2 separate regions of the Homo sapiens genome follow, and region 1 is linked to region 2. A link is a contact called in ENCODE Hi-C data. All regions are on one chromosome and are shown on one strand. The core of a region is the stretch at or near the end of the contact, and the rest is flanking DNA. Distances in the headings are between cores, read along the strand shown. Region 1 has its middle 35 kb from the start of TRD-GTC2-8. Region 2 overlaps CFAP54 (cilia and flagella associated protein 54).

What was found. A loop is a pair of places that touch in the nucleus more often than their neighbours do. Pooled maps may share reads with other maps.
Region 1: a loop to region 2 is called in a pooled map, with 2.0 times the contacts of the local background. The contact joins two enhancer-like sites. A Hi-C loop is called at or near these places in 2 of 37 single-sample maps with no recorded cell type and 7 of 50 pooled maps.

Annotation. Positions count from the first base shown.
Region 1 is chr12:96,069,730-96,072,429 of GRCh38, forward strand. No RefSeq gene overlaps it. Among named protein-coding and RNA genes, the nearest start is that of TRD-GTC2-8, 35 kb to the left of the region's middle. RefSeq lists an enhancer at 1,528-2,028. Within about 2 kb of position 1,267, at least 2 of the 41 ENCODE cell types and tissues checked have a DNase peak (open chromatin) inside an H3K27ac peak, as active enhancers do.
Region 2 is chr12:96,570,157-96,572,945 of GRCh38, forward strand. The region is part of intron 19 of CFAP54 (cilia and flagella associated protein 54); the gene reads left to right. Among named protein-coding and RNA genes, the nearest start is that of CFAP54, 82 kb to the left of the region's middle. Within about 2 kb of position 1,400, at least 2 of the 41 ENCODE cell types and tissues checked have a DNase peak (open chromatin) inside an H3K27ac peak, as active enhancers do.

The DNA.
Region 1 (2,700 bases), core at 17-2,516, 500 kb before region 2:
CCAGCTTCAAGCAAGCACATGACTCCAGAGAATGGCAGAGCAAGACAGAAAGACTTACATACATTGGGACTGATACATGAAAAGAAAATAAATTGCTTTCTTCTTTGAACCATCGTATTTTTTAGTTTTTTTGTTTTAGCAGTTTAAGCTGTATGTATATGAGGTACTCCTGGGGAAGGTTTTTTCCTCTGTGATCACACACACACATACACACACACACACACACACACACACGGAGGGAATATTCATCTAAAGGATGTTGTAGGATTTGTGTGAGATGGCTGGAACCATGGCTGCTATCTTGTGACCATGAGGGGAGGTACCTGGTGGTTCAAAACTGCCCTGCTAAGTGAGAACGGAATAGGAAGGTTGTAAACAGCCCAAATCTTTCTTAACCTTGTTAAGCCATTGAGTTGACGAACTTTGCATCTGTCCTGTCTCAGGACTTCTTGTTAAGCAAGATGGTATATTTTTCATATCGTTTAAATATTTGGCCTTTAAATTTTCAGTAATAGTCCTTACAGTGATGGCTTTCAGACAGAAAATTAAAAATTTTAAAAAGTGCTATCCTAACTGATTCTCTCAATGTATTCAAGTGTAAAGAAATTACATGTCTAACCTCTCATGGAATTAGAGGGAAAAAATTTCATGTTATTTTAAGTATGTTCAGTTCTTTTATTAACTCATATTGGTTTCCCCCCTACTCCTTACCCTTGCAACCAAGATAATTTGCATCTAAGAGGTTTTATTCTGTTTCCACTGATATGTTTAGAAATTACTATATCTGAGGTGGGTATATTGGGAAAACATACACTACCACTCCTTTGCAGAAATGAGGGCTTATTGCAGCAGCTACTCGCCCTTGCAATGCTTCCTGCTTGGAAACTCGAAGGACTACATTGAGCAGGTGGAATAAAGTTGAATCGAAGGTTCAACTTACAAGCAGTCAGGAGGAGGTCTGCCCTGAAGCACTGTGCAGACTGGGACCTGCAGCAGGGCTGGGAGGGGGAGTGTCGAGGAAATGCCTTTTGCATGTCAATGGAGCCCCGTTGCTGTTCTGTGCTGCACAGCCACATGAGGTCATCCCAGATTAGAGGGTGCCCATGTCCAGGATCTTAAACCAATTACTTCCATCTCCATTGCTTCCTCTAAAGCCTCACTCTTAGTTCTACACAGTAATACTGCCTGGAAACTCCCCAAGGCCACCAAGCTCATACTAACAGGTTTGTGATGTGGGCAAACTCCTTACATGATCTCAAAATGAAAGAAGAGGCTGTTCACTGGAGGCAATAGCAAATCCCCTTTGTTCCTCTCTTGGCAGATGAGGGCCTTCGCTCTCTCCCTAAGGGTTCCGCCTGTCACCATCTGTGCACCCACTGTGGAAGGGCCAGCGCTAAGGTGAATTTCCATTTACTTCCTGCCAGCAGATGGCTCCTCCTTTTGGTCTCATCTTGAATTGTTTGCCAGACCAGCCAATTAGTCTCCTCACCCTTCCTGAAGCGTCCCAGGGAAGCAATATCATCACCAGCAGCCTATCATTATACCACGTCTTCTAAGCACCGTGATTCTAAATGCCTGCCGTGGAACAGAAGCTCATTCGCACATGGCTCTTTAACCCTTCCTTGAAAGACCTCAATTCAACATTCTCTCTCTCGCTCACACACACACACACACACACACAAATGCACACTCACACACAGTACCTACAACCTGATCCAAGATAGGAAACAAAATGACAGTATGCGGCATTCAATAATAAATTTAAAAATAAGACATAATTTCAGACAGAATGCAGAAGGAAAAACACAGTAACTATATTTTCTGATCCCCACTGAGGACACAATAAAAACTTTTTTTTAGGCCAGGCACGGTGGCTCACGTGTGTAACCCCAGCACTGTGGGAGGCCGAGGCGGGCGGATCACGAGGTCAGGAGGTTGAGACCATCCTGACTAACATGGTGAAACCCTGTCTCTACTAAAAATACAAAAATTAGCCTGACGTAGTGGCGTGTGCCTGTAATCCCAGCTACTTGGGAGGCTGAGGCAGGAGAATCTCTTGAACCAGGGAGTTAGAGGTTGAAATGAGCCGAGATCGCACCACTGCACTCCAGCCTGGCGACAGAGCAAGACTCCATCACAAAAAAAATAATGATACAAAAAAATTAATTAAATAAATAAAAATTAAAAATAAAAAAAAGTGGAGGGTTTTTTTTTTTTTTTTTTTTTGACAGAGTCTTGCTCTGTCGCCAGGCTGGAGTGCAGTGGCGCAATCTCGGCTCACTGCAACCTCCAACTCTCTGGTTCAAGAGATTCTCCTGCCTCAGCCTCCCGAGTAGCTGGGATTACAGGCACACACTACCACGTCCTGCTAATTTTTGTATTTTTAGTAGAGTCGGGTTTTACCATGTTGGCCAGGCTGGTCTTGATCTCCTGACCTCGTGATCCTCCCACCTCAGCCTCCTAAAGTTCTGGGATTACGGGAATGAGCCACTGCATCCGGCCAAAACTTTTTTTTTTTTTACCTTGTGGATTTGTTCATATGAAAGAAATCTTTTAAGGATATAAAATCAAATTGCACTGAGTTACATTTAACAAAGTATCTTTATCAGAAAAGAGTATATAGAATGACACTGGCAGGATTCTTCATCCCCGCAACCCAGGATGAATGATGACTTTCCAGGCTAGGCCAAGGAGATTCTC
Region 2 (2,789 bases), core at 150-2,649:
AAAGATGCGGTTTTGTCATGTTGCCCAGCATGGTCTCGAAATCCTGGGTTCAAGGGGTCCGCTTTCCTCAGTCTCCCAAAGTGCTGGGACTACAGGCATGAGCCACTGTGCCCAGCCTCAGCTCTTTGTAATTGTGTGCTCAAGTCTTTTTTTCTTTTCTTTTTTTTTTTTTTTAAATCAATGAGCCAACTTCTAATTCTGACCCCTCCTCTTATGAGGCCATGTTTTGACTCCCAGGCTTCAAACTGCTAACAGAATATTTAGCATATCTACATTTTGGATTTTTTTTCTCTTTTAAGTGATTTAAGGGTATTGCATAGGAAACTTAATCCAGGTTGCCTTTCCAAACTTCTTTTAACTTAGTTTATTAAGACAAGATAGCATAGTGGTTAGGAGTATAAGGATCTTGGATTAGAGTTCTGGTTCTACCAGTGATTAGCTGTATGACCTGTCAAGTTATTTATGCTCTCTTAAGATTCAATTTCTTCATCTGTGAAACAGGGATTCTTGGGAAGATTCAAGTAATGATGCATATAAAATGCTTAGTGTTCAGAACAGAGTAAGCAGTCAATAAATGTTAGCCATTATTATTATGATTACTCTGCTTTTCATTCAGTTTTGTCATATCAGAACTATTATTATTTCTCTTTCACTTTAAGCACTCTGAGACATTCTGTTTGAACTACTTTTTGGTGCTTTATATGTATTTTCCTCCATCAGACTACACATTTCTTTCTGTATTTTCTCTTAGATTTATCTTATTACTTGTATATTTTATTCTAAGCAATATTCCTTCTCAGGATTCTTGGATATGACTTAATCTACTTTTCATCTTTTTCTGCAATGTACATTATAATGTTGAGAACCCAGAATATACCTCAGGGAGGTCTACCAGATATGTAGGAAATATGGTACTTTATCATTCCAGTCCTGTGATAGTTGATTACATATGTCTTAGTCACACCCTCAAGATTCCATTGCATCTTTCCATTAGTGTTTTGCTGCACTGTGGGCATCAAGCCTGTGTCAAATGTATTTAACATCAATCTGTCCTCATAAGCATTGAGTAACTTCTGAAGAGAGGCAGGTTTCATTTTCTCTAAGGGAAACTATACGCAGAGAAATTTACATTCAGACAAAAATACTTTGGACTTCAATACTGTGGTTTTGGTGGCACATTGCAGTGGAAACCACCATTGAAAGAACACCTTAGAGCTTATTTTTATTGTGAGTTGGTGGGCAAGTCCCTTTCCATCGAGATTTCTTGGCTGAGTCCCCGTGATAGGTAAAGGCTTATTTCTTTTTTCAAAGTTACTGAACCTTTCTAATTTGCTAGGCACTGTGGTAGGTAGTATAAGATGTGAGGATATAGTTATTTTTCATTATTGATACGTCATGGAAAGTCTACTTCTTGACCTGTGATTAGAGAATGGTTTATCTAGGTTTTGCAATTGTAATAGGTTGGTGTTCTAGAGCACTGCTATTATAGACAACATTCAGGTCCATATTGATAACACTTTCTCATGACTAAGTAGTATTGGTTTCATGGGAATTTTTCCTTCTTGATTTTTTTTGGGGGATTTTCTGATGTTACTTCCCTTTTTTCTAGTTGAAGAACCCCTTTAAAAAGCCCCAGGCACTTTCTCATAAACAAAATCTTATTAGCAGCTCAATGAATTGGCTGCCTTAAATTAGGATTCTAGTTTTTAACTAGCCTTAGGGTTTGCCCTGAATTCTGTTATGGAATTTATCTGATTTACCTAAATCAAGGGCTTTGTTATAAACTTTTCTTTTGTCACCATTCACTTAAAACTTTAATACTTCTGTTAACCTATTTCAAATTGGGCCATGGGATCTGAGTTAGGGGTCTAAAGTTAAAATTGATCAAGAGCCAATCAGAACATTTTAAATATGCCATCTTAAAAGACACTGTAATAAAGATTACCCTTTTCTTTCATAATTTTGTGTGTCTTATATTCCAAACACATTGACTGAACTTAAAGAGATAAACAAAGCACTGTCCTTCCTGCCAAGACCAGTGTTTAGAGGGTGTGGACAGGCAAGTACAGAGGTAACATATTATGTAATACCTGCTAAAATAAAGATACTATGTAATGAAGGAAATGGCTTATTTAAATACATGGGCTATCTTGGAAGATGTCAGAGGAGGTGACATTTGTGTGGATCTTAAAGCAGAGAAGAGGACGTGAGATGCTCCAGAAAGAATGAAATGCGTGGGCAATTCTGAGGCGTGAAATAACAGCATTTTAGGGAATGAGTGATTTTTTTTTTTTATGGTTTCAGAGGTTAGGTTGAACAGAGAGGTAGGTATGAGAGAGAGAAAGAGTAGAAAGGGGGATAAGGCTAGAAAATGTAGTCATGATCAGAATGAAAAGGGCTTTGGAAAAGTTTGCACTTTATCTGGCAAGTATTAGAGGAGGCATTGAAGGACTAGAAGACTGGAGGTTGAAGAGACTAGAAAGAGACTGGGAGAAAGGCAGGAGGGAAAAGGAGATTTACTCACCTGAATCTGTGGTTCCCAGTTCTTGCTGTACTTTGGAATTATCCTTGGTGTTTGTAAATAATACAGATGTTCAAGCTCCACTCCTGGAGATTTCTATTTTGGGGTAGAAATGGAGCCTTCTGATTTTTAAATAAACTCCATAGATGATACTGATCAACAGCCCAGTTGAGAAATGTCTATGTTATAGCCATGGCAGAACACAGAAAGTTTTTTTTACCTCAGTTGGATTCATTGATGTGCAGAAAGAAGATGCAAGAATTAAGTC